Regions from separate parts of the Mus musculus genome. Here regions 1 and 3 are each linked to region 2. Evidence: chromatin loops called from intact Hi-C (ENCODE). Cell type or tissue: heart. All regions are shown on one strand. Links, peaks and the distances in the headings refer to the core of each region. The heading gives the core; the rest is flanking DNA. Region 1 holds the start of Zfp644 (zinc finger protein 644). Region 2 has its middle 34 kb from the start of Gm42145. Region 3 holds the start of Barhl2 (BarH like homeobox 2).

Region 1 (9,730 bases), core at 3,601-7,600, 120 kb after region 2:
TACTGGGGTGACTCACAGGCACATACCTCAGCTGGTTTTTACATGGGTACTGAGAATGTCATTCAGGGTCCCCATGCTTGCCATCTCCCTAGGGTGTTTGTGTGTGCTCGTGCACGTGTTTGTGTGTTACACTGAAACACACATAACCAACTTACCCTCTTTCCTCTAATGGTCACAGCCACATGATCAAAATGTTAAAGGACAGTAATGAAGTTCAGAATGGTGTAAACAGAGGCATTGACACTAAAAAGTAGTCACTCCCAAGTCTCTGCTCATCCACTTTCAGTAAGTGGAGAATCATGAATTTTGACCTGGTTACAGGTTTTACTCTATGATCAGAGGAGGTACACTTGTATGCCTGCTCTAAGATGCTTTTAACATTCTCATTTTTGTAAATATAGCCTAAAAACAGGACATTTACAAAAGCCAGCAATTCTAACCCTACCACAATAAGAACTGAGTTCCTGTAGGAATGCACAATGACAGTTAACTACTGTTGATTAGGAGAGCTAACTTTACTTGACTTCTACAATAGATGGTGATGTTAGATCTACTCAGTGCTTGCAGTGTGAGTGTGAACATTGCCAGTTTCACCTGAAGGTTCACATTGCTAAACTTTTCTCTCTCCCTGCCTCAGCTGATTCTGTATGCGCATGCTTACAGACACACTTTAAATCTATCAGTATTAGCAAATGCAATCAGTTCCAACTCCAGCAAGATTTTCCTCTAAACCTTCATAAACCATTTGCAAATAAATTGGGAACCACTTCCCTCTCCAATTAATGGTGGTCTGATACTAAAAAACAGAAAGCATGTGTATGTGTGTCCGCAAGTAAACACCATGGAGGAAGAGTCAAAGACTGAAATAACTGAGCAAGGAGTGGTACTGTATTGGGTCCCAGCACCTGTCTTACACACCTTCAACCCCACGCAGAGGCAAGAGGATCTCTGAGTTCTAGGCAAGCCTGGTACGTACAGAGTTACAGGACAGCCAGAGCTACGTGGAGAGACAAAACAAAAACTTTTAAGTTCAATACCTGATAGAATACAGGTAAGCACGTCTGGTAAAAGGTGCTTTAGTCCCAAGACTCGTCCACCCTGGGTTTCTCTAACGCTGCACAGGAAGGGAGTGGTATGCATGCTAAGAAAGGCACATTCCATAAAGACTGTCAGACCTCAACTCTACACACTCTATGTTAATGGAACCAAGTGCCATAGAATGAATCACTTATCTAGACTTTTACTTATGAAACTACAGACCCAAGAATCCTCAACAATTCCCTACAGATAGAAAAGTCTGTCAAAGATTAGCAGAGGCAATCTCAAGACAATCTAGCCTAATCTAGCCTCCTTCCCCAACCTCAACAAAGTCACTCTTTTTCCTCTTGAAATCTCATCGTTTCTTCTAAGAGAGCAACCGTTATATCACAGGACTTCTTGTTAATATCGACCAACTGGGAGGGGATTTTGGGAGACCAAGAAGATGGGACTGTAGGGGCCATGGAACTTTATAACCCAGGTAGGCCTCAAATTCACAATCCTGCCTTAGCTACACCAGTGAGAGAACTGCTAGTGTGGGCTTCCAAGCCTGGCAAGTCTCAAATCTCAAGAGATCTACAATTTAAAAACACAGATGCATACAAACCCCATCATCACCTAAGAGTTCCAGGTTAAGTTCAAACACGCAACCCCACAGGTCAACTACGGAGGGCTGAGAAAAACCAAGGAGCAGAGAAACCGAGACCTTCAGACACCAGAAAAGATCCTTTCACACAGACTCCATGCCCTGATGAAACACTCAACTAAATGTGGTGTTCCACCCTCCAGATCTGATGAGGTACTTGTTTGTGTAAGAGAAGAGAGATACTTCAGCCAACCAGCAGGGTGAGCTATCGCTAGAATCAGTCATTTTCAAAATCTCCCAAAATTCAATGACATAAATGGTAGTACTAAAAGCAGCTATCTCCTTCTAGTCACAAACAGCACCTTTAGGACTACAACTCATAAACTGTCCAATGTTTACACATACAAAATACATCTATACCAGATAAATGCAGAAAAACAATGACCTCATAAATATCCAAATTACAAAATCCACCATTAACCCCATTGTTAATTTTAAATCTTTCTTTTTAATTTTCTAACAGGACTGTAAACCACTCAGAATGTTCTATAAACTCAGAATAGACAACTTGACAAGCCAACTTCTACACACCAAGTCTCTACTGTGTGGCTGGTACACTTAGCAAGTAACCCTTTTCCTCCCAGTCACACTGTGAGAAGAGTCCGGACTCTTAATCCTACACAGTAACAGTGCCTTTGGTATAATAGACCTTCCACCATTTGTGTCTCTCAAGCTTTTCTTCTGCTACCCAAGCTCTCCTAGAACTTGAACAAACTCAAAAACCTGGAAGGCAATTAAGGCATGCAGGTGACACTCACTGTATAATTACAAAATAACTCAAAGTAACCCTAATTAGTGCAAGACTAAGTGTAATCAAATACACACAGGGTTGAAAATTGTGAACTAGCCTTTCAGCCCTCTTAGAGTAAATTAAAAAGCACTGTAAATGACCCACACAAGCCTCACACCAAGCAGCACTGTGAACTCCACCATGAGTGATCTCACCGCTTGTTGCATTTCCTAAGACTTGTACTAGCAGTAGCTGGTCTTAAAAAGTCACTTAAATAGTAGTGTGAGAGGCCTATGTGTTTATCCAACAAAATGGCATTACCAAGTGAGAGATACTAGCGTGGCCTTCAACATTCCTTGGACTTTCGCAGCAGTAACAGCAATTATCTCCAACTTTCCAAGATTAGTTATCAAGCATGTTCCTTGTTTTTAACTTTTACATTTCTGGGTCATGTCAGTGTTGGAAAGTGCTCAAAATATATACATAAGCAGCACTGCTAAAAATTACATAACATTAAATGTATTGTCTCAGAAGGTCTCACTAATGACACTTTAATTAACGGGTATGCTCAGTAATGCCCCTTGTTTTTAAAACCACTACCAGGTGCTAACAAAACTAGAACTAGGGTAGGAGTTAGAGACCGTCTTCCATCCCAGCATTAACTCGCTCACTACAGGGCTAAGGCCATGAGTAAGAACAGTAGCTCTTGGCCATCTTCCTTTCTAATACTGTATGATCCAGGGGACACATCTGATTGTTAGCATATCTCCTGCCTCCTAATACAAAACTTCTCTGTATTTGAAAGAAAGCTAAGAAACGAGGAAAACTAAAGTTTTAAGTAATGTTAAAAAGTTTAAAGATCTAGCTGGGCGGTGGTGGTGCACGCCTTTGATCCCAGCACTCCAGCACTTGGGAGGCAGAGGCAGGCAGATTTCTGAGTTCGAGGCCAGCCTGGACTACAAAGTGAGTTCCAGGACAGCCAGGGCTATACAGAGAAACCCTGTCTCAGAAAAAAAAAAAAGAAAAAAAAAAAAATTCAAAGATCTAAAGGTGTAATATTCCTTCATGTGATTATATTAATGGCACATACAAGGCACCAGCTCTTTTGGAATTCACACTTCAGTATTACTTGAAATACAATGCATGATGCAAACACAATATAAAGTACTTAAAACTTTTTACAGCCATATTTTCAACAGCAACATACAAACTGCATTAGTACCAGTCAAGCACTCAGGTTTCACCAGTTTAAAGGTCTACACTGAATTATAACTTCAATATAGAATCTCCATTTCTTTCTTACCAAACCTACTGGAAATAAGGTACAGCTGTATAGCTGACACCTAGTTCCCTAGATACTTACACATGGCCCTGAAGCAGGTTTTCTTGATCTGGGGAACTTTAGTTGTTTAGGTTCTGAAACACTTTCCTTCGTGGGGCCAAAATTAACTAAACTACAACACGATTAAGGCAAATCCAACACATCTCCCAGATGCAGTAAACTTGGCATCAGTCAGGACTGGCCACAACACGTGATGGTGTTTGGATACTTCTGTGGAAATTAACTTGTGCACACAACAGGACCAACATCATTTCAGGGCCACAAGCCGTGGGCATCCCCTCGTTGAGTTTTATCACATAAAATTTGAAAGCTAATACGAAAGTTTTATAACAACTACATTTAAGTCAGTATTATTTTAACAGTTGAAGAGAACTTTTCCACTAATGTCGCTAAACCATGGATGGATCCCAACACGAGAGTCGTCTGTGGAAGTCTCGCAACAAGAAACCACCTAAGTTTCCAATCACGGGGAAGGGTCTGGGACAACTCATCTTCATGTTCTCGGGAGGAGTGGACGGAGCACACACCTGCTTTCCTCTGGCAGAGATTAAGCTCCCAGGGACACAAAGGCCAGGGAATCAGACCTGGAGAGGCAAAAAGCTTTAGCTAGATACCCACCAAGCCCCGTGGCCACCCAAACACTTCGAGTGTTTTTTTTTCTTTTTTTTTCTTTTTTTTTTACCTCTTGGAGTTACTTCTCAGGCACTTAGCGGCACAAGATGTTGCAGACCAGTGGGAAGAAGGGGAAGGCTATGCGCTCTGGTCCCAAAGTCAGGGGAGGGGTGTGGACAGTTACCTCCAGGGCCGGGGCTACAGGCCCGGACAGAGTAGCCTAGCCGCGCACGGGGCGCCGCCTGACTGCTCTCGGACCGCCCCCGTTACTCGGGGAGTTACAATGGCGACCGCAGGGCTCCCCGGACCTCCGGGTCTCGGCCCCCTTCCCCCTACCGCTCACTGGCTGCTCCGCTACATGTGACTAAACAAAACCCCCCGAGTCCAGAGCCCGGCTCGGCCCCTTTGTGTCCGCCACCGGATCCGCCGCCGCCGCAGCGGAAAGGCACCCCCCGCCCCGCGCGCCCGCCTCCGAGTCCCGCCCCGCGGCGGCCGCCGCCGCTCACCTAAGGTTCCGCGGCCCCCCGCGACCGCCGCCTCCCGGACCCCGCGGCCCGGGCTCCTTGTGCAGCAGCAACTCCGCCTCCTCGGCAGCAGCCGCCATCTTAGCCTGTGCGGCAAAACGCGTCCTTTCCGAGGGTTGGGAGCCAGCCTAGGGCGTAGCTCCCCGGGCCCGAGCGCCGCGGGCCGGGTCCCCCCACAACTTCTTCCGCCACCCTCAGTCCCGCCACCGCCTCAGCCCGGACGTCCGAAACGCGGCCGGGGCCGGGGCTAATCCGACCGAATAAGACCCCCGAAACTCACAGTTTGGTGCCGTGTGCGTCAAACCGGGGCGACGTTGGGAGCGCGCGGCGTCCCCGCGTCACACGCCGCTCTGTACGCTACTCGGCTCCAACGGCCCCCTCCGCTCCCCGCTTCTCGCCTCCGGCCTCGGTTCCCACGGCGCAGGCGCGCGGCTTTCCCGCCTCTGCCTGGCCGCCGGCCGCCGGGGGAAGCCAGCGAGGCGCGCCCGTGCTCTCGGGCCGCCGGAGCTCCCGTGCCAATCAGACCCACGGGGGGCGGCAGCAACGCTGCACCGCTGCTCTCCCGTGCCAAAACCAAACAAGGTCACCTCCCCCAGCGGTGACCTAACCACTCCGGAGGAGGTTCCCGCCCCAAAGTAGGCACGCTCCAAATATGGTGGCGACCAAACTCTGCAAGACCCAAGTACCAGGAATGCCTAGGCCCTTTAAGGTGGAATAGGCCCATCTCTGGTGTCTGCAATCGCTAGTTTGCCAAAAACCTGTTCCCTTTTCCAGCTGTTGAAAGAACCAGCAACATATATCAGGCCTACCTTGGAGAACTGGCACAGACAGGTTTTATGATGTTAAACAGGCCAGGTGGCAAAAGCATCAGGTATAGAAATTCAGTTACCCAGACAAGACACCCAAAAAGAAGGCCCGGATTTGGGTTCCTTGGACTCTGCAAGGGCAGATTCTGCACTAAGGAACATGCCTTGATTGTCCAAATTGGAGTCATGCAAAGAGACGTCAGAAATGCTGGTTAACTCTTCAGGTAATCAATAGATTCCCCAGAGGGTCTTCTAAATCTCCCTTTTAACAAGCATTCAGCCATGGGCTTCTGAGGGAAGCAGCGCACTAATTAGAGGTATTCGCTTTGCTTTTGAACCGAGTCAACAAGTTCCTAACCTGTTGAAGGTGAGCTAAACGTTCTAGAATACTCTGATGGGCCTGCCTTACTAAATTCTTTGGTTTCGCTGAACTTTTTCTCATGAAAAACTTTAAAACGTTTTTTAGTAGTTAAGCAGTAATCATGAACTATGCACCTCCAAGCCTTCGAGATATTATTAACATTCACAGGAATACACCATAATTACATTTATTTGTCAAGAATGGGAGTATCTTTCCTGAAAAACGGTGCCTTCAGAAGCAGCAAATGTATCCCAAAGAACGAACATTTCACTATCCACTCTAATTATTTCGCTTGCTAGTAACTGCTGACAACTAGAGTTCATGCTGTGTGTGTGTCAGGCATTCTTGTCACCTGTTCAAGTTCATTACAACCTAAAGTGGCAAAGAGAGATTAGACTGTTGAGCTGTTTCAAAATGAAAGCTTTCCTTCATATATACGAATAGATAGATACACAACAAATAAATCTGTGTCCATTTTCAGCCAACTGCTTGGAGGAGATGCACTTTAGAGACTTATTCTCATCTCATGAGTTTGGGTTTTGCTTGAATGTATGGCTGTGCACCGCATGCTTCATGCCTGGTACCACAGAGTCCAAATGAGCCTCAGGAAGGACCTGAAACTGGAGCTGCAAATGACAGGCCATCATGTGGAAATATCACAAGGGACCTGATCCTGAGTCCCCAGCAAGCACATAAGGTACTCTTGGCCAGTGAGCCATGTCTCCTGACCCACCAGGTCTGTTAACCTGCAGAACTCAAAGGCCTATCACCTGGAACCAAGCCTTGCATACTTCAGGGCACATTTCAGATATATAAAATATATCGATGTATGGGATCTCCAGATACTTTGTGTGTGTGTGTGTGTGTATTCAGATTATATAAAGTGTTGAATAAATGAGTTTCCATAGTTCTAAGAAAAGAGTCTACTTTCATCTTAGTAGGGAGTGGGGAGGTTAAAAACATAAAGCTTTTAAAATTATAAACAAAAGCTCTCATGAGAGTCAGGCACGGTGGTGAGTACCTTTATTCCCAGCACTATGGAGGTGGGGGAATTGCTAATTTGAGGCTAGCCTCGTCTATAAAGAGACTTCCAGAATAGCTAGGGCTACACAAAGAAATCCTGTTGAGAAAAATAAATAAATAAACGAATAAATAACCTCATAAAACAGAAAATAGACTCAGTATGCAAATACTTTCCTATAAAATATATCTAAAGTTTAATTGAACTGGGGAGATGGCCCAGGGGGCAAAGCGCACTGTTCAGTGTGAAGACTAGATGGAGTTCAGATTCCAGAACTCTTGTAAGAGCTGGATGGACATGACATCAGGTCTGTAACTGTAGCCTGTGAGGCTCAGAGACAGGGATCCTTACAGCAAGCTGGCTAGCCAGACTCACTAAATGCTCTTGGTTCAGCAAGAGACACTGCTGAATACATGAGATAGAAAGCAATCAAGGGGGCTGGAGAGATGGCTCGGCGGTTAAGAGCACTGACTGCTCTTCCAGAGGTCCTGAGTTCAAATCCCAGCAAACACACGGTGATTCACAACCGTCTGTAATGGGATCTGATGCCCTCTTCTGGTGTGTCTGAAGACAGCTACAGTGTAGTTATATATAATAAATAAATCTTTAAAAAAAGAAAAAAGAAAGCAATCAAGATGTCATATCAACCTCGGAACTCCACAGGCATGAGCAATCCAGCACGTAGACGTCGTACCACCCTCGGGACTCTAGGCATCCATGTATGCAGGTGCACCCCTCCACATATGTGTAATCACTCACTCAAAAACAAAGGAGCATGTTTACTGTCATTCTCTTTAGCATCTCAAACTCGGATGCTGAGAGAAAGGAACACTGAGCCAGGGAACCTTACACGTAGAACGTTGAAGCAGTGCACACAGAAGGACCTGTTAGTTTTGTTAATTTCAAAATACCACAAGGAAACAATTTAAGAGAGGAGAGGACTGTTCTTAGCTCGCAGTGTTAGTCCATGGTTAACTGGCTCCACTGCCAGATTAGAGAATGGCAGAAACATGGTGCAAAGTCACCAGTCACTGCCAGAAAAACTAGCCATCACGTCAGAACCAGAAGGTAGAAAGAATGGAAAGATGGGGTCAGAGTCGAGGTCCACTCTTCCAAGGAACACCTCAGTGACCTAATTCACCCAAATAGACCCCATCACTATCAATAATGCCTTCAAATTGTGAATTCACCAATGGCTTGATCTACTACCGATGTTAATCCTCATGATCCAATCACGTCCCAAAGGCCTATCGGCTGGGGACCAAGCCTCTCCTGCATGAGCCATCGGGAGAATTCAGATTTAAACCATAACAAAGCACAAGAAAACAAATGAAAGGACGGAAAGAAAAAAAAAAAAAGATGAAGCAAGACAGTAATACCGCAGTAGCAAAGGAAGTACTGGTAACAGCTTCGTGTTATGACAACTGGCCCCAAATTTCAGTGGTATAACAACAGTAAGCTTGTTCGTACACTACTCCTCTGCAGTAAGTTGGAGAGGGAGAGGAGGCCACGGAGCATAATCAGGGCATAATAATCAACATTATTATGCCCTGTTATTCAGTGCATAATATATACATCAGACATGGACAGAAAACACTTCTCAGTTTCAGTAGTCAGCCATCCAGGCACGTGACCCTACTCACTGAAAGACAGACTCCAGAATGTAGTTTATTCTATTCCACTGAGGTAAGTGGGGAAAAAGTCGAGTTCCTAAGTAAATGTAGCAAAAGGCTCGTGAGAGATAGGGATGTCCAAAGCTGGGCAGTGGTGGCGCATGCCTTTAATCCCAGCCAGCACTTGGGAGGCAGAGGCAGGTGGATTTCTGAGTTTGAGGCCAGTCTGGTCTGCAGAGTGAGTTCCAGGACAGCCAGGGCTACACAGAGAAACCCTGTCTCAGGGGGAAAAAAAAAAAAAAAGATAGGAGAGTCAAGAGTATGTACAAGGTCAAGGTGTTAAGTTCTAAAACATGAATGACTCCAATGGTTCTTGGTAGTAAATAAAAGGCAAAGAGACAAACAGACACACACACACACACACACAGAGAGAGAGAGAGAGAGAGAGAGAGAGAGAGAGAGAGAGAGAGAGAGACTACCAGTTATAGAAAGTTGATGTGGTGGTTTGAATAAGAGTGGCCCCCAAAGCTCATATATTTGAATGCTTGGTCATCAAGAAGTGTCACTGCCTGAGAGGGATTGGGAGGTATGGCCTTGTTGAAGTAAGCATGGCCTTGTTAGAGGGAGTATGTCACTGGGTGTGGGCTTTGGGGTTACAAAAACCTAAGCCAGTCACAGTATCGCTCTCTTCCTGCTGCCTATGGACAGATCTAGATGTAGATCTCTCAGCTACTTCTCTAGCACGGTGTCTACCAGCACACTGCCGTGCTTCTCGCCATGACCGTAGTGAACTAAAATTTGGAAACTGTAAGCAAGACCCAGGTTAGTGCATTGCTTTATAAGAGCTGCCGTGGTCATGGTGTCCCTTCACAGCCATAGAACACTGGCTAAGACAGCTGATAAGATCAAGCCATTGACTTACACAACTGAGAGACAAATAGAAAGTTAAAGGTAAATACCCAGAGGTTCTCTATATCAAAGCAGCCAGGCTTCTCCTGGATAAGAGCCACCTCCAGAATACTTTCACCAAATTTCCA
Region 2 (9,730 bases), core at 3,639-7,638:
GATCGATGGAAGGAAGCTATGACCCTCTTCAAATCTGCAGTTTTCTGAGGGAGAAAGGGAAATGACTCTTCCCATTGTATCTTTGAGGTCTTCTTGGTACACAGAGGAGAGTAAGACAATTAAAACAAAAGACAAATTGTGGGAGTGTTGCTGGTTTTGTTTCATTCTGTTTTTGTTTGTGTTTTTGTTTTTGTTTTTTTTTGTTGTTGTTGTTTTGAGATGAGGTCTCATGTTGTCTAGGCTTGCCTTTAACTTGCTTATGTAATCAAGGCAGGCTGACCCTCCTACCTATACTTTCCAAATGCTGGGGTTACAAATATATGCTAACATCCTGTTTGTTGATTTTTAAATGGCTTGAAACTCTTATCTCTGCAGCAGAAACAGGCTGTTGTGGCAAAGACAGCAATACATGTTCATAGGTCAAGAGAGGCAACGTGTGGAACTCAAGCCAGCTTCTTGCTCTCCACATCATGGATGTGCCCATAAGCTTCAAAGAGTTGTTGAGGGAAAGTAACTCTGACAATACAAGGACAAGATCTAGAGGCCTGCACAGCTTTCTCCAGGACTGTCTCTTCAGCACTACTGCTGTAGGTCTGGACCTGAGGTCTTAAGGAAGCTACTCGATGTCCTTATATGTACAGGCCTTTATGAAATGTACAAAAACAAACAAACAAAAACCTGACAGCCCCTCAATATGATGAGGCAGTTATGAATCTGAGGAAGGAAGGGCAGTGACTGTACAGTGTTAGTCACCTGTCTCAACTCTTTGTCTCAACCTGTTCTCCCACGGTCTGAGACCACTCTGTCACCATCATATATAGTTTGTTTCAAATACATGGATGGATTGAAGTCAACAAGCCTTACCTCAACTTACAAAGCCTGTGTGTTACCACACCAAATTCTGCACACCCACAGGAGAAATAGAAGTAAGGATTATTGCTACTATATACATTTTGTCTTTCAGAAAAATCAAAATATGCCTCAACTATTAGAAGTGGGCCATGATAAGCCTGGTCTCCATTACTGAACCAGGACTTTCTTCCGCCTGGTATTCTGCAATTTTTAGGGCTCACCTATTCTATATTTATGACCTACTTGTGAATCTTGTAAACTTAAAGTCACTAACTTCTCTATCTTCTGACCACATACCTTACCTGTGAAGCTATAGAAACTTTGACCTATAATATTTAAAAGCATCCGGTTGACTCAAATCTGGAAAGAGGCATGACTCAAATAATGGCCAGGGTTCCTGAAAAGAAAGGCCAAAATCACTTCAAGTGTTTTCTCACCACTCCCATACCTGGAGATGGGCGGTGCTAACACTTCCCTGTGCTGCTAATACAGGCTGCCTTGTTTTCCTAATGGGCAAGCAGCACATGGTCTTCCCACAGAAAGAAAATCTGGAACTGCATCAGCTTATCTCGTTCACTGGCCTATTAGGTACACAACCCGCTACGTGGGCTGGAGTGGTACATTTCCAAAACTAAGTGGCAGACACGGAGAAAAGTTCAAAATTTCATATGGAACTGCAATAAGGACCTTACTTTTGTCTAATTCAAACTGGTTAATCTTCACATCCAATCTGACTTTGGGGAAAAGAGAGGGAACTTACTTGTTCTTTTGAAACTGTTTCTCTTTTGGTTGATCTTCCTAGGTGCTCAAGCATCTGCATTTGCAATTCATTGTTTAAACAGAAAAAAAAACCCTTTATCTTTGTCTGGTTCCCTAGACCTTTACTGATCACTGGGTATGGTGGTCTGAATACTTGGTCCACAGTTGATGGAACTCTTTGGGAAGGATTAGAAGGTATGGCCTTGTTGAAGGAGGTGTGTCACTGGGGGTGGGCTTTCAGGTTTCAAAGTCCACCCAGGCCCAGGTTCTCTCCTCCTCCCTCCCTCTCTCTCTCTCTCTCTCTCTCTCTCTCTCTGTGTGTGTGTGTGTGTGTGTGTGTGTGTGTGTGTGTGTGCACGCACACGTGTGCCTGCAACTTTCTGATCAGGTGTAAGCTATCAGCTACTGTTCCAGTGCCATGCCTGCTGATCCACCACCATTCTTCCCACTAAGAGGATCATGGACTAATCTGTAACTGCAAGGGAGCACCCAGTTTAATGCCCCCCTTTCTAAGTTACCTTGGTCATGGTGTTTCACCACAGCAATAGAACAGAAACTATGTACTAATCTCTTAGCCCTCTATATAATACCATAAGTATTAGACCTGAACTCTGGTTAAAATTCTTACTCACTAGTTATATTCTTTTTCTTCTCATATTTTTATGCGTTTCTTGACTCTCTAGTCTCAGTTGGAGTTGACTATGAACTATATAAACAACTTCTAAATATTTTTTTCTGGGTTTTAGGAAAGTCCTTCCTTCAAGAGAATTAAACAACTTCAAATTCCATCACCTGTGTCTTTTCCTCTCCAAGGACTCTCCTTTCCTCTGCTGCCTTCTATCCCTTCTACCACATTCTAGTCTTGAATATCCCAAGGGTTTAAATTCAGTAGGGTAGGAGTTCTAGACTTCTGTGGATTTTGTAATAGGTAGAATGATATTATTTACAAAACATAATGATTGGTACATATGTACTTTATAATTCATGTTCAACAAAATTAAAAATTATAAATAGTTTAGCTCACAGTTTAGACCCATTTGTAGTCTAAGGATAGCTGAGAATACTTTAACTCATGTTCTTTTATAGTTCAAGGAATATAGAATACCAACTTAGTATATATAGTGTAATATATTATATATATTAAAGTGCAATCCTATTTTAACTATGAGATTGTAACTTTTAAAATTCCTACCACATATTATAAGGTTTTAAAAATCATGCCAGAATTACAAACTCTCATAAAAATCCAACAAAAAATCTTATTTATTTATTTTATTATTATTTTAGACAGGTTCTCACTACCTATTCAGGGACTCACTATGTAAACCAGGCTAGCCTCAAACTCACACAGATCCACTGCCTCTGCCTCCAGCTAAAGGTGTATGCAATACATCTGGCCCAGGCAAATTCTTCATAATATAGCTTTCTGAAGCAATCTGTCTCCACAGCATATACCAATGTAATGCTATACATGTACATGACTCATAAATGAATAATTCATTGACAATTAAAGACAACTTATAATTCCAAATGAGTACTTCTCTTCAAACTGTCCCTTGGTAACTACTCTTATTCCAATGATGCCATTCTTCAAACTATATTGGTAAACTAACTGTAGAACTAATTTAAAAGCTGCCCAAGAAAGCAATCCAATTGTCTTTCAGTTTGTTTTGAACTCAAATGGTACTACTCTGGTTTGGTCATATACTTGTCCTTCAGGAACTAAAGGAAGATACGACTTTTCAAATCACTGGAGTAAATATGCTGAGTATGGTCCTCATTTCTGTTAAACCAATTAACCTTAAACTCATACGTGCATAAATACTTGGAATGTGTTTTGTTTGCTTGATTTAATTGTGTGTGTTACAAAATTTTAAAGTGGTGCGTGGCTTCAATTTAACTCAAAGTTAGTGCTTGCGGTTATGTGTAACTGAGCAGTCCAGCATACCACATAAGGAACAAGAGCCACTTAGCAAAACTGCATTCTAAAATAGTTAAAAGAGTATCATAAGCTCTTGAGTCATGTAAGCCTTTTAAACTTTGTTTACAAAGTCTGAGCAAGCAACAGTCACAGTGCTGTGAAGAGAACACAGGCTACAGAAAGTTTTCTGATTCCTAACAGTTTACTCCCTTGGTCAGCATAGATTTGCTATTGGTATACATTTATAAATCACAGTTTTTTAGCTCTTTGATAGTAAGATTCCTTGGGTCTTTTTTTATAACCAGGAAATAATGTTACATTTTAACAATTATTAAATGTTTGTAGAGATCCTGCTCATTGGCAAAGATGAGCTCTGTGCCTGTGATGATCAATAATCAATAACAAAGAACAGCATACATGGAGGAAAAGAAAACTCTGTCGTGGTCAATACTCATGGGGTTCACTGTAAAAGTAACCCCACAATTGACATTTCCCAGGACTTGGTCCATGCAAATACAACCCTGACAACCACATGTCAAACCCAACACATTCAAATCTGAGTTTGACTCTTCCAATTACTCTGGTTTTAGGGAACACTTGGTCTCCTAGAACTCTCATTAACATTCTGTGGACTACTTAGAGGTCACATAACACCTGCCTGCTCTCTACTTTATAAGAACTAAGACAGAAAGAACAAGAGGACACCCTCCCCCTTCTTATGGGGGCTGTTGTGAGTACATTGATAAATACGTACAAAATGGTAAATGTTCCTATTTCGTTCAACATTTTGAAAGATGTCAACCAAGCACAAAATATTTTTTTAGTGTGTGAATTAAAATGCCTTTTACCGATAGCCTCAAGATGTTTCCTTATGAGATACTGTGTCAAGAACTGGTTTATGTATTATCGGTCTTTCCGGAACGCACAGATATCACATTTCATAATAGCTTGGTATGATGATTGCTGTCAAAGTCGCCATAGAAACATCCCTTTCCTAGAGTGACATACTGTATTTGCGTGACAGAAGACTAAAAATAAATAAATAAAACAACACAACAAAATCCGGGCACCTGGGGAGAGGACCGGTTTGGGGCACACTGGCCGACTGAGGGACACGCCAAACGAACTAAGAGACTCTTCCTTCTTGCGGAGTGTTCCCCTGGGCGGGGCTGGGGGCTGGGGACAGCAACTTTGCCCAATCCCAGCCCCACCCGCCAGTCGGCCTTGGGTCCGTCTGTCTGCTCTACTGTCCACACATGTGAGCTGGGGTGGCCCGGTGGCGACCCCGCGGTGGGCCCGGACAAGGGCCGCATATCCCGGGGTGACTCGGGCCAAGCACACGAGACTCGGGGGCCGTGGCTCCGGCCGGGCCGAGCCGGGTGAGTCACGAGGCGGCTGAGGGACGGCGTCCCCCGAAGCTGCGCTCGCTCCGCACCGCTTTCCCGCTCGCGACGCCCTGCTCCCCCGACCGCACACGGGGCTGAGGAACGCAAGCCCCGCGCGCGAGCACCCGCCCCAAGCAGGGCCCCGGGGGCCACGCTCACCTCCGAGGCCCGGCGCCGCCGCCTGCAGCGGGAGACAGCGGCCGGGGAACCGAGCGCCGGGTGGGCTGCGCGTGGACCTCACCGGGTAGCCGAGCAGCCTGCGCCACCTCCTCGGAAGGGAGGCCTCTACTGTCCGGCCGCGGAGCTGCAGCGCGTGCGCCGTCGCTGCCAGGCCCCGCCCTCATGGTGGCCCCGCCCTCGGGACGACCACGCCCCCTACGATGGTCACGCCCCAGGACCGGCCCCTGGCTGCTCAAGCTCCACCCACCGGCCGCCTCTATGAGGGTCCCTCTCCCTCCCCACCTCCCAGCCCGCCGGGTGTAATCGTCCCTCTTCCGGAGATGAACGCGAAGCGACGTGGAAACCTTTCCACCAAAATGAGCTGTGATATCCTTTTGATGGCTATAATTTATTCCAAATCGTCCCTGGACTGAAACGATCAATTAGCAGCCTGAAACGCACTGTGAAGTAAATTGTCACACTCTCTATTACAGGATGGTTATCATATATTTATAAGGTGTGTTTTCTGCAATCAGAACCAACAAGGTGTTGAGCGATCAGTCATAAACGCACTTCTTCAAAAAAAAGAGAGGGAGAGAAGCTTCAGTATTGTATGGCAGGGGAGAAAAATCCTTATGACAGTTATCCCTAGTGATGCTTCCTCTGGAAACTGGAAAGAGCAGTGAGGGCTCTGCACTGACTTCTCTCAGACACTCACAGCCCCGGAGCAGTGGGGGCTGTGAACTAGCAGGAGAATGGTAGTCCTCAGAGGAGAGGTTTCTGTACTGTGTAAGCACAGACTGGGCATAAGGATCACTCTTCACATTCCCTCCCATGCCCTAGAATCTTTCCAAGCAACAGAATGGCTGCATTGCACCCACAGTGTCCCTTCTTCCTCACGCCTCAAGGTCTTGTCCCCTTGTCCTGCAGGGGTGCTGTCTGGGCCATGTCAAGTACCCACTATGGGGAGCGCTGTTTTCTGAATTGGAACCTACCAGAACTTCATCATCACTCGTAAACAGCCATGGCAAACAGAAAATCTTAAGATACTGGTCCAGCCTGGACCAAACTATGGAGACATTGTTGTTTCATCTTCGTTTTGAATTGTCAGAACTATATGGATCCACAAATTCAGAATTTCCCTTAACAAACTTTCCAGCAGTCATCCAGGAACCAACTATAACCATTTTGCAAGGGTCCTTCCTTTGCATCCAACTAATGTTCTTTTTGCTTGAAAGGCAACCCTAGAGACACTTAGATTTCTTACAAATCCTGGGTTTCTTTTCTCAATGCACCGATTTAAAATGTTGAGAAGACTTAGGTACCCAGAAGTCTACCTCTGTGGTAACAATGCGATAGTGTGCAGAGTAAGTCAGGGCCTGTAAGGGGGGGAGGCAGAATGCCTGCCTGCCACCTTCACTGCATCAGATGAAGACTTCCTAGGAAGGAAAGCCAACTGGGTATTTGGATTGCAAGGTACCTGGAGCTGTTAGACTACTCTCAGCATAAAAGTCCTCGCTCAGAAAACACTGTGACTAGGGGCTCTGTTTCATTTGAAGGTTGGCACAGCGAGAAGCCAGCCCACTACCTTTCCCCTGTGCCATTCACTGTTACTAACTTCATATGTATTGACTCCTTAACTTAGTCCCTGCCAGGCACAGTGCTGTAAATTATTTTATTTAATCCCATAAACAGTCTTAACAGAAGAGATTCTTTGTCTTGCCAGTGACAAATCTGAGGCAGACACTAAGTAATTTATCAAGGGTCATGAAACTCTTAAGTGATACCCAACAAACCAAGACAAATACTTAGAGAAACTAGGGAGAAAAATGTTTCTTAAGCCTGAGAGGGTTAGAAAATGTTTCTTTTTTGTTCTAAGCCCCAGAGGGAGGGTTCCATGGGTTCCATTGCTGTTGGCCGGAAGCCAGGCTGGAACATCACTGCACAGGAGAGCAGCTTAGCTCATGGTGGTCAGGAAAAGATGGTGGGGTGCTTTTCAAAGGCATGCCTGATGACATCCTTCCTCCAGCTCCGTCCCACATCCTAATACTCCATTCAGTTATGAGTGATACAGTCCCTACCACCTGTTACCATGACTGCAGAGCAAGCCTTTGAAACAATCCAAACCCTGGCAGGCTTGAATGTTCATACTCCTTACCCCCCAATAATATAATATCCTAGAAATGTAAAATGGTAATGGTGAGTGATTGGTCTTTTTTTTTTTCTTTTTCTTGAGTTAAGGACCTCCAACGTATGTGATCCTCCCGCCTCTTCTCTTTCAGTGCTGAGATTATAGGCAAAAATTTTAAATTTAGATTTATTATTATTATTATTTTGCCAAACTATTTTAGTGGGATAATGATAAAAGGGGGAAAGTGAATTCTGCATGAAGTGTAAATAAAGAAAGCAAGCCGGGCACCAGAGCTCACTCGGTCCCGGTCCCCGCAAGCTGGGAGGTTGAGGCAGGAGAAACCAGTTAGTAGCCAATCTGGACAACAAAGTGAATTCCAGGCCAGCCTGGGATGACATATTTTCTGTGTTGGGGTGGGGGCCAAGAATGAACAAACAACTAAACAGCTACTTGCAAAAGAAAGCTTCAGTGGAAAAGTCTGGGATATTTCCTGGGAATGTCTCCTCTCCTTTCTTTCCCAGTTCTAGGATTTCTTCTTCAGAGTTATCACCTGCTATACGCCCACAGCACCTTAGCCAAGGTCAGTAACAGCTACTATGCTGGGGAGAGGAAGAGCCTATAGGACGCAAAGCAGAGCATTCTGGGCAGGAGCCACAGTGGAAGGCAGCATGGGCCAGAGGCCCTTGTCCCAGATACCCAGCTCTGAGAATGAGACTCGGCTTCCTGATGAGCACTAAATTACCACCATTGCTAAACTCTCCCTTAATAGACTTGTAAAGATCTGCTCAGTACCTTCCCCCTTCATGTAGAATTTGTAATCAAGAGCCCAATTTTGTCATTTGGAAATACTAATTATCTAATCACGGCATGCCGCATAACGTACTTGTCTGCCCAATTAGCTAGGACAATTATTAAAATTCAGAGGCCTAATTATGTCTCAATTTAATGCTGGCAAACTTGCATACAGAGCAGTAATTAAAATCCTCTCCTTCCCCCTGCCTTTAGGGCACAGGATGATTAGGCCCTGTCAGGGGGTGTACTGAACCAAACCGGCGAAGCGTACTGTGCAGCATGACCCTGCATTGTTAAGTGTGTCAACATATTAACCTGAATTCCCTTCAGCCCCCACATAATCACATTTGGTGCAGGAATAAAGGAGCTAAAACATGAAGCATTTTATTAAAAAAACATAAATTCTTTTTAATTAATGCTATGAGGGTTCTGGTGAATTCCAAGCTTCGAAAGCGCTGGAAGACATGACTGGCTCAACTAATTACTAGCAAATTTGCTCTCGTTATAACTCCTTTAAAAAAAAGAGAGAGAGAGAAAGAAAAACCTCATAATATGATTTTGGGGTGTTAGAATATATTGGGGGGCCAAGCTCTTCTTCTTCCAGTTATATAGTTAGTTGAACACTAGCTTTGCTGAGAGAACGAACACAAGTGAGTGTCAGCTCCCAAATGGTTCAACCTAAGACTGCATCGAGGGGCTCTATACTTTAATGCTTGAAAGACGTTAATAAGAGTGGAAAATTAAAAATCATAATATTGAAACAAATTCAAAATGTTTATCTTTGGAGCTCCTAAAGTTTGATGTATGAAAGCCAGCCAGTGTGAGGAGACCTTCACACTGGAAAAGCCCACAATGCTTTGGAAGCATCTCAGCGTGTTGAATCCTGGGCAGCATGTCCCCTCCTTTGCCTTTTAAATCCTCTCCTCTGTGAATTAAGGAGAGGTACAAATTCTACAGAGACTTCTGAGCTGTATTCTGAATTCTGGGTTTCATTCGCTGTGATTTTTTTTTTGAGCTCATTTATATATTAAATCATTGGTCTGTGGGTCTCAACCCTTTTGAGGTCACATAAATACACCACATTTATCAGATGTTTATACTATGATTCATAACAGTAGAAAAATTACAGTTATGAAGTAGCAATAAGATGATTTTATGGTTGGGGGTCACCACAACCTGAGGACCCTTTAATAAAGGGTCGCTGCTAGGAATGTTGAGAACCACTGTATTAAATGCACAAAGGACAATGTGCAATCTAGCCTCTAAATAGCTTATTTATAACAATGTTTGTTACATTTGCTTCCAAACCTTTCATCACAAGATAGAGAGCAACACACACACACACAGACACATGCATGCATGCATACATACATACATACATACATACATACATACATACATACACACACAGGCACATACAAACACATACATACAGACACACATACTGTAGTGGTTTGAATGTGCCTGGTCCAGGGAGTGGCACTATTAGGAGGTATGGCCTTGTTAGAGTAGGTGTGTCACTGGGCCTGGGCTTTAAGATCCAAGTCCTAGCTGACTGGAAGCCAGTATTCTGTTCGCAGCCTTCAAATGAAGATGTAGAACTCTCAGCTCCTCCTGTACCATGCCTGCCTGGATGATGCCATGTTCCCACCTTGATGATAATGGACTGAACCTCTGAACCTGTAAGCCAGCCCCAGTTAAATGTTGTCTAAGAGTTGCCTTGATCATGGT
Region 3 (9,730 bases), core at 2,151-6,150, 120 kb before region 2:
CTTTGCAGCCCTGCCTCTGAGTGGGCAGATGGAGATCTGAGAGCTGGCTGGTCCTTGGGGACCCCAGCCCACCGGTGAGCTCCCCCTTTTACTCCTCTGCCTCTATTCCAGTTGGTTTGGTGCGGGAAGAGGCGGGGCAGCCGTCCGGGGTGAGGTGGGAACCTGGAGGGCTGTGGCACTGTCCCTCCTGTCCCTCCTTCCTCACCGGGGATGCGGGGTGCCTGGGATGGGGTTGGACAAAGGGTTGAGGGCCGGCTGTCCCCCAGGCCCCAGGCCGTGGATGAGCACGCGGGGTACCAGCGGCCGCTGCAGCTGCGGATGAGGTGCTGGAGGAGTTCGGTACATGCTGCTGTACATGGCCGCGGCCGCCGCCGCCGCCGTGGTGCTGTCCATGCTCCCCAGCAGGCTTGGGTGATAGAAATAAGGCGACGGAAACATCCTCTGCAGCGCGGAGTAGTTCCCGGCCTCGGCTAGCAGCTCCAGGCCCACTGCAGTCTGCCGCTTCCACTTGGTTCTGAAAGAAATCGGGTGGGCGCGGGTGGCGGCTGCGGAGGATGGTCCCGGGACCGCGCCCGCCGCTCCCCGCTCTCCCCTATCCTCCCTACTTCAGGAAGGCCTGGGGAACCTCAAATACACCTCTCCTGCCCCCACCCCCACTCTGCTTCACCCACGCGCTCTCAGGACGGCCCAGGCCCAAAATCAGTTCTTCAAACTACGTCTTCTACGTGGGGACACTCGCAGATGGAGTCGTACAAGCTTCACTGCCTTCTCTGGCCCTCTGCCCTACAGTCTGCCCCACGATTTAACTATATCCTGCAACTTTCCCGGAGGCCAAATGAAATCCCATCTTTTCACCAGCCTTCTTCCCTTGGTCCCCCAATTCTCCTCCAATCTTCTCTGACCAGAAATCTCAGAAAGGTTGGATCTCGGCCCCTCCCCCCATCACACCCAAGGAAACCAAAACCAGAAACAAAGGGCGGCTGACACTCCGGGTTTGCACTCTCCATGGCTGCCGGGACAGTTCCTCCCTAAGTCTGACCAGGCATTACAGGCTTAGGGAAGAAGGGCGACGAGGTTCAAACTGGAATTCGTTTGAGAGTGAGCTCTCCCTAGGGAGCGGTACCTCCGACCATTCTAGGTGGAAGGAAATGGGTCTCAAGATATTCTCTCCTTAAAAGAGAAAGTAGTGCTTAAACCCTGTGATCCATTTTTTTTGGGGGGAGGGGGTCTCCTCTCTTCCCACTGCACCAAGCTGGGAGAGAGGACTTTACTCGAATGCCCTAGGAAGGCAAGCCTGGTGGAGCATCCATACCCAGCAGCTCTAGCCAAATTAATAAACATGTCGCCGGTTTTAAATTGGCTACAGATGACACTAATGTTCTCCGACAGAATTAGGGTGGCTGAAACCGTATGTAATGAGACAGAAAATTATGGTAAGATGACAACTGGACGGGCATTTCCAACCCCACTTATGAACGATTAGGACACAAACGACAGAGGGGGCAGAGAATTGAGCCTAGAGAGTTTAGCACCAGGTGTGGAAACAGGACATAACCTCAACTCCTACTGCCCAAGTCTGTCCCTAGCCACCAGGGTGAGGCCAGACACTTTCTTAATGTCTTTTTTTAATCAGTCACATGGGACAGGGTTTGTGTCCCCTCCCCACCCTTCCTCTTTATGAGACTGCAGAAACAGCCAGGACATGGGGACAGACAATTCCCTCCCCTTCCCCCACGCACACTGTTGAGTAGATGCTCAAGCAGCTGCCTGATTCTCCAGCCCATGGCCTCCAGTCCAGCTCTAATCCAGATGGGTTTCCCTGATCTTCCATGTTATGGCAACCAAGGCTTGGACTTTGGCTTTCCCAACTGCCTAACATTTAAGCCAAGGCTGGTGGGACAGCTCTGTGAAGATCTCAATAGCTAGGCCATGTTGCTTGACACAGATATTTGGAGCCAGCTTGTGGCAGTTCTAAGGGTACTCTGCGCACACAGATTCCTCCTGGGTGTCAGTTACACAGATATTTCAACCTGAGTGCGGCTTGACTTGAGGACAAAATGAGGGAAACTGTGGTGCCTCGAGTTTCTGGGGGGCAGGGAGAGAGAACCAAATGTTAAGACATTTAGAGCACAAAAGTGTTCAAACTCCCGGTGTCCTCAGTCACTCCCATTTGGATGTGTGCCTAACCTCTGCCCCAAGAATACCCACTACAGACCCTGTGACTCTCTGTCCCGCATCTCCAGGAGAGAAGATGGTACCGGCCTGGCCTGCAGGGACCCAGTGGCTCTCCTCACCTTCGGTTCTGGTACCAGGTCTTGACTTGGGTGTCAGTGAGGTTGAGTGCGGCCGCCAGGTCCATTCGGTCCTGGACACTTAGGTACTTCTGCCGCTCAAAGCTACGCTCCAGCTGGTTGAGCTGGTGGTCTGAGAAAGCTGTCCTGGCCTTTCGAGGTTTCTTGGCTCTCACGGGGGGACTCTCTCGGCTACTTGTAATCTCCCGGTCTCCTTCCTCCTTTGTTCCTAGGGTAGAAACAGTGACAGGGTTCTGTAAATCAGCCTGAACCGAGGAAGAGAGGAGTGTCCACCTGGCACACACCTCCACACCCCCACACCCTTTCCTGGGCCTTGGAGAGCAGAGAGGCCTGAGAGAGTTTAAGTGTCTGTGGTCTCCTGTTTCTAGTTCTCTTTGGTCTGAGAGGAGGTTATGTTATGCTCCTCTTTGTTGTTTTCAAAGGGATGTTCTTTGTAAGGCACTCTCCAAAGTCTTTCTACTCTGTTTTCAAGACAGGCAGACTTCAGGACGTTGCTCTAATATTTTTCCTGCTAGCTGGAACTTAGATGCCTTTGTTTCTTTTCAGATGCATTTGGAAAATGTTAAGACTCAAACCTTCTGCAGACCTCCTCTGTATCGGGTCCCTTCCAAGCTTCAGAGAGAATGTGTCACTGAACTGAGCTCAAAAAACACTTGAGCCCATCCAGGTGACAGCACAGAAATTTCCGGATTCTATTTGTCAAGTTTGGTTTTTTGCTGAAATGCTAGGAAATCGATATGTCAATCCCTCTCCGTTTGTACCGGTTTGTGCAGTACTCCTTGATCTTCCCTGCAGGAAGAACAATAATCTCTCTAATTGACCCACTGGGGAGGTTGGTGAACGAGAAATCGCCAGACCAGACTGTACATCTGTTTGGGGCACTATTATGCTAATGCTATAAACAGTAAAATGAAGAGCCCATGTCCTAGAAGGTAGGAACCTTCTAGATTGCAATCCTTACCAGAGAAAAATTAAGCATTAATAATAATAATAATAATAATAATAATACCACTAAAGATGGGGGAAATCTCCCTGGTGTTTTAAAATCTTTTGCAATGCAAAGACAAGAACAGTTACTTATGAAATTGAAATTGCCCAAGACGAAAATAGGGTATTAAAAGATAAATTTCCATTGTTGTCTTGATTTTACAAAAACAAATTCCATAAAATTTAGTTTTCACAAATATTTGTTATTGGAAAGGGCCAGAAGAGGGGTATCGGTGAGAAGGGTGTTCTTAAAAAACAGGCTATGATTTGTTTTCTGTATTAATCATCAATTAGTAAAAATGAATTGCTCCTGTAATAATGTTGGAAATTTTTCTAACATTAAATCAGACAATTCCTGTGACGGCATTTAGAAAACATGGAGGGGGCATTTGGAAAATACTGGGGTGGTATTGCATTCAAAAATAAACATCAAGTTGTGATCACAGACCTAGACAACCACAACTGGCTACCAGCTTCTCTCCACCCCTTCCCACTCCCATTCCCAAGGTCTCAGCTAAAAGAAGAAAAAAAAAAAATCCCAAGTAAGCCTCTGTTTTCAACGAAAAGTGTCTCCCATCCTATCTCTTCAGTTACCACCTTCCTCCAGCACATTTAAAATTAAGTAAAACAAAGAACGGAGCCGGATGGCCGCAAAGGTTGTGGGGCAGAAATGTAACCAACAGAACTTAAGGTGCGTCGCTAAATCGCACGCCTAGGCCCCTCTCCTTCGGCGGTCACTCAAGTGACCCGGGCAGCTCCGGCGCAACTCACCGTGGCATTTGATGTCGCTCTGGGGGTCTTCTCTCTTGTCCAGCTTGGTTTTGCCGTCCTCCTGCTCAAGCTTTGGCCTGAAGCTCTCGTGTGCCGCGTTGCTCTCCTGCTTCGGGGTGTGATGAGGAGAAGAAACGCTGGTGCTGTAGGGTGCACAAGCCGCCAGGGGTTTGCTGTCTCCCAAGATGTCCTTAATTAAAAAGGAAGAGGTGGAAGTCCTGGGGGCCGCGGCGGCCGAGCCCAGCTGCTGGGCTGCTGACTGCGGCTGCGGCGGCGGTTGCTGTTGGGGCGAAGGCTGCAAACTTTGCGCGGGGACCGCGGATGGTGGCGGCGGCTGTTGGCTGTGGTGGAGGTGATGGTGATGCTGGGGTCCGTCTGTCACAAGATGCGGCTCCGGGGGTTCCAGGGTGACCGAGATCGGTGAAGAGGGCGCCGTTCCCACGGTATCAATCTCCGAACAGGGTGACGGGGTGGCCTGGCTCCTAAAATCCGTTGTCCTCGCTTCACCGAGCGATCGGAAATCCCCGTTCATCATGCCGGGGCTCCCGGAACCGGCACCGGACAAAATAGTGTCTATTCCAAAACTCGACCCGCTGGCCCCTTCCATTGCTGTCATTTCTACATGAGGTCCACGCTACTCCGCGGATCAGCCGCCGCCGGGACCAAGCAAGGGAAACTACCGATCGTAAAACAAAATAGACACTAAAAAGCGTTGACACTGCTTTAAAAAAAAAAAAAAGTGGGGAGGGAATGAAGGATAATGGGAGGTGACAATTGGTGGGCACTTTCGACTCAACTTTTCCCCCTTATACAAAAAGTAAAGAGAAAAAAATTTGAGGGGAAAGCCCCCAAATGCCACAAGCGGGAAGGTGTGCTCCGCTCCGCTGGACCACCGCGCACGTGGGCGGTGGCAGCGGAGAGCAGCACCGAGACTAAGATGCTGGCCGCTGGAGCAACCCCGCCGCCGCCACCTGCACCGCCACCGCCGCCGCCTGGGTCTGCCCACTGCCCGATCCCGGGCGGCGGCGGCGGCGGCCGGAGCAGGTGCAGCGACCGCTAAGGCCGGGCGGTCCCGGAGGTGACCGCCGTGCGTGACCCGGCAGTCCCGGAGCCGAGTTTCTGAACTTTGTTGGAAAGTTGCGGAGCGAACGCGGCCGCCGCCGCCCCGGGAGGAGGAGAAGCAGCGAAGGAGCAAGCGCGGGCGCAGGAGACCGCGGACAGGCGGCGCCCGGCGACTCCCGCCGCTGCCCCGCGCGTTGGCTTGTCATCCGCGGGCTCGCGGGCGGCGCCGACCCCCTCCCGTGACGTCACGGCCCCCGCCGCCGCTCCCCGCCCGCGCCCCCGCCGCCCGGGCCCCGCGCCCCATTGGCCGCTGCGCGCCAGCCAGCGACGCCGGCGTGCCGGGAGCCAATGGGCGCGCTCCTGGCCAGCCCGTCAGCAGCGCGCCTCGAACCCCGCTGCTCTTTTGAGAACCGAACCTCGGTGCGCCCGCAGCCCTGAGCCCAACGCCTACTCCAGGGGTCCAAGTGGTACCCACTGTAACGAGTACCCGGCCAGGGAGATGGGGAGAGACCAGAAGGGCACTGGAGAAGGGAGCCCCCGGGCGGGAAGCGGGGAAGCAGTACGGATCGTTAGATGTGCCCGTGCTAAGTCAGATTGGAGGGTGAGTGGAGAGGCCGCGAAGGGCAAAAGGATCCTGCGGCTCCCGGTGGCCTGCAGCGCAGCCCCGCTCGCACGGTTCCCAAGCACGCTTGAGCAGAGCGGAAACACGAGGAGCAGGGGATAGAGGTGCTGAGGGACCCCACGGGGAAGTGTGTGACACCAGAGCCAGAGCTCCGCGTGGGCCTGCAACGTCTGAGCTCTACTCTCCCCACAGGAGCCGGTGCGCTCCAGCTCGGTCCAACCGGGTAGCAGATCCAGGAGAGGCACTGAGCTGGGGGGCTACATCTTTGACCCCCCTGTCGGGAAGGATCGGGCCTTTGGCTCCAAATCCCGCTTTGTCTCCAGTCAGAGCCTGTGCTGGAAGAAATGCCGGGCCAAGCACTTTCTCCCGAACCGGGAAAAACCCCGGGCGAGGCGTTCTCCAGCGGCGCGGGCAGCTGTGGTTCCCTGCGGCATCAGGCTGCTGTGGGGCCGCGGGAACTGGGTGGCTGGTCCGCAGCCTGAGCTCCCGCAGCTCCTCCCTCCAATGCTTCCATCCCCTCCCCACTGTGGCAGGCCTTGGTTTTGGAAAGGAAACAGTCACCGCCGATCCATTTGGGACCTGGAACGCGACTGTGACGCCGCCTTGTCGGAGGGTATCAACTTGCATTCTTTCTTCAGGACGTCTCCAACCTGTCTCTTGTTGAATGTCAGAGTAATGGGAAGCGCCAGTGACAAGCCGGCGTATTACTCCTGATTAAGTGCCGTGTCAACCTAATTAGCAGAGTAATTATAAGGTGCTAATGAATGATTCAAAGTTCTTTGAGTTACATTTTACTCCAAATTACCATTTTTAAGAACCTTATGAATCTGCGTGGTTGGCATCGTTTCCGTGACCGTATAGAATGATGTCAGTAAAGGACAGGGTTTAGTGGCGATTATGGACGTCGCCTTGCTTTTCTTTTCTTTTCTTTTCTTTTCTTTTCTTTTCTTTTCTTTTCTTTTCTTTTCTTTTCTTGTCTGGTTGAGGACCCTCTTGAGAGGTATCCCGGAGGCATATGACCTCCTGAGATCTTCCTTCCTCCGGGGTGAGTCCCAGATCTGGAAGATGGTGGTGATTCATCCTAAGGACATCTAGATCTTTGGTCCGGGTTGGGGTGGGGGTGTCTCCCGCGTTATTTCAAGAGTGTGTTGAGCTGTTTCCTACCGTCATGGTGTCACTTATCGTCCCCCTGTCTCTGAAAAGGTACTGAGGCTACCAAGACCATCTAGATAGCACTCTCCTTTCTTAGGCGAGCAGACATTTATTTATCACGGAACTACGGTTGGTGAGCCGAAGCCAAGACGTGCTGCAGGCAGACGCTGGTGGCCTGAGGGATCCAGGAAACCCTCTATAGCCACGTGGCTCGCCCCCGCGGGTGGCGACGGGCCTGTCTAGGCTGCCGCCTCAGAGTCTTTAGACAGTAGTAGTCTTTGGCGCCAGAACTGGGTGCTAGCCCTGCAGACCCTCCCAGGTTAGGCCTTGGTCTTCCCTTCAGAGCTTGCGACCACGGGCTGGGGTCTGATTTTACTGAGGCAACTGATCTCAGACTCCCAAGCCCCGGATAGACATTGTTGGCACCCTGAGCCCCTGGCACAGATGACCCCTGCGGAAAGGGCGGAAGGGTGCCTGGAGTGCGGCAAACGCTACTCTTCCTTCCTGGTCCGTTATCGATTAGAGTTTCCATCACCCCCAAAACAATCCAAATGAAGCGCTCCTCGAGCTGGGGGCCCCAATTCACAGCCAGCTTTCGAAAGCGAGGAAGGGGAAGAAACATTTAAAATCCAGTACTGACGGCCCTGCACAAATCAATTATTCTCGACCTTGATAAATAATTCATTTAAGCCTGTTTTTGTTTTGTTCCAACGCCCACAACGACTCAAGAGCTCAAAGGCTGACGGCACAGCTTGTGCGGGGCAGGTCGGCAGGGTGTTTTTCTTGGAATAATTCGCAACATTGGCAGGGAGGCGATGGGGATATGACCTAAGAAAAGATGGAATGTGAAGAGAAAGGAAAAGAGGGCCTCTGTGTGTGTGTGTGTGTGTGTGTGTGTGTGTGTGTGTGTGTGTGTACGCGCGCGCTCAGGGGATGGGGATCCATGAAACTCCAAAGCAAACTCAGTAGGCCCCCAACCCTGTGAATGTTTCCGATTATATTTTTAAAGAAAAGTCAATACCAAATTTTCTAGGGTTGGAGAGGTTAGCTCTTAGTCTTCAGAAGCAATTGTGGTGAAGAGAATATGAGCCACTGATTGGGATCCCAGGGAATGCGAGGAATGTCCTCAAAAATCAAAGGGGACAATCTTAATGACAAATCCCCCAGAGCTATGGTTAACTTTTCTCGGTTCTTCCCTACCCCAGATACATATCTGTTTTGTTATCATTTTCCTATAGGGTATATGCAATGTATACCTAAAAAGTCATTTTCTGGCATACAAAAAAAGCACTCGCTTTTCATCTTTAAAAATGAATCAAAATTCATCGGGGGGGGGGCGTGGTGATGCATGCCTTTATCCCTAGTACTCTGGAGGCAGAGGCAAACCTCTAAGCTCTAGGCCAGCCTGATCTACACAGTGAGTTCCAGGACAGCCAGGGCTACAGAGAGACCGTCTGGTGGGGAAACAGGTTTATTTCTCTTGTTTTCAAGCAAATAGATATGGTGCATTGGCTGAATTTTAAGTACATCATATGCTAAACTAACATAAATCTACAAAGAATCTTCCAACTCCAGACCCTCATTGTCTTTCTTCCTTTGCTTTCTTTGAAAGAAAATTCTTAAATTGGGAGAGGGTTTTTGTTGTTGTTGTTGTTGCTGTTGCTGCTGCTGCTGCTCAGAAAGCAGTTTATTTGCTAACTGTGAATCACAGCGAACCAATTTCATTCCTGATAGTGCAAGACACATCAATACCAACGAACAGAAAAGATCTCTACCCTTCTGACCCCAAAGAAAGATCCAAACACAAAACATGAGTTTTGTGTGCAGGACATCTTCCACCACCCACCTTTACTGTCTAACTTTGAGATTATTTTAAACTGGAACATCAGATTTTTTTAATGGATTTTAATTTTGATGAAATTTGCCAACAAATTATGATGAACTTGAAACTGTTGTTTCCTGTCCTGTGAGCCTTTAAAGAATCTCTATGACAGGGCCAGCTGACAGAAATGGGATGCAAAGGCGCCTCTCTCCACTGGGCGGCGCCAAGAACCCCAAACCCATGTACCTTGCTATTGTTTCTTTCTATAAAAGATGCAAGATACACAAATAGGCTCTCCATGATCAAGGCTGATTCAGAAACGTGGTATGACCTTGCAATCTCATGCTTGGGCTCTCCTGGAAGGTTCCTTTCTCTTTTTACAGCTATTTATACATTCCCAACTTCTTTAGATACTGGTGTATATCTACTTAGAAAAATGATCTATTAAAGAGAGGGAGAGGGAGAGAGAGAGAGAAAGATGAAAATAAGGAAACAGAGTCTGTTCTTCAGTCTGGTCCTTAGACTGAAACCGAGAGAGTGGCAATTGGGAGCAACGAGACAAAGAGAAAAAAAGCAACAAAATTATTCTGACAGAAAAGAGTTAAAACAGTAACCAAAACTGTAACCCATGAGCCTGAAAGTTTTGAGAGATAATTCTGGCATCCTAAAATTTGCAGAAGTTATCACTTTACCAAAATATTAAAGCTGGTAAGTTGGGAAAGAAACTTATGCATGTACTGGGGAAATAGTTTTGTGGTCAAGGGGCACTTAGAAGGAACACTGACTGGTAGAGGTGAGACTGAAGGAGAGAGTTGGGCCTATTCTGCCAGCTTCTAGTGTTCCTGGTAAAGCATTTAGCCCCCAACCCCCACTACCACCACTGTGGGCCAATATTTTCAGCCGTGGGCAGTAGCCACCATCCATTCATTTTACTCTTTCCCCTCATTCATCCTATCCACGTATTGGTTAATCATTATTACTGAATGTGCATTCCTCGACAGG

What was found. Hi-C counts contacts between places; a loop is a spot of excess contacts. Peaks named below come from ENCODE experiments on the same cell type or tissue, not always from the same donor. Only the 100,000 strongest peaks of a DNase experiment are listed, where the experiment ranks them.
Region 1: a loop joins it to region 2, with 4 times the contacts of the local background. A loop is called at or near these places in 4 of 42 quality-filtered maps.
Region 3: it touches region 2 in a loop (2.8-fold over the local background); 18 of 42 quality-filtered maps call a loop at or near these places.

Annotation. Positions count from the first base shown.
Region 1 is chr5:106,691,360-106,701,089 of GRCm38, forward strand. It overlaps Zfp644 (zinc finger protein 644), which reads right to left and starts at 5,471. Exons shown (of 10, transcript NM_001363318.1): 1 at 5,173-5,471; 2 at 4,284-4,340. In heart, for the core only: a CTCF peak has its summit at 5,465; DNase peaks (open chromatin) are centred at 4,762 and 5,372; H3K4me3 peaks cover 2,422 bases; H3K27ac peaks cover 2,391 bases.
Region 2 is chr5:106,569,512-106,579,241 of GRCm38, forward strand. It overlaps Gm8350. Among named protein-coding and RNA genes, the nearest start is that of Gm42145, 34 kb to the right of the region's middle. In heart, for the core only: a CTCF peak has its summit at 5,205; DNase peaks (open chromatin) are centred at 4,860 and 5,240; H3K4me3 peaks cover 1,319 bases; H3K27ac peaks cover 605 bases; H3K27me3 peaks cover 571 bases.
Region 3 is chr5:106,453,156-106,462,885 of GRCm38, forward strand. It overlaps Barhl2 (BarH like homeobox 2), which reads right to left and starts at 5,011. Exons shown (of 3, transcript NM_001005477.1): 1 at 4,071-5,011; 2 at 2,295-2,520; 3 at 1-514. The coding sequence starts at 4,686. The coding sequence ends at 202. It overlaps Gm33151 (a long non-coding RNA gene), which reads left to right and starts at 5,437. Exons shown (of 2, transcript XR_389476.3): 1 at 5,437-5,733; 2 at 6,288-6,584. In heart, for the core only: no CTCF peak of the experiment used is centred there; no DNase peak of the experiment used is centred there; H3K4me3 peaks cover 1,833 bases; H3K27me3 peaks cover 3,388 bases.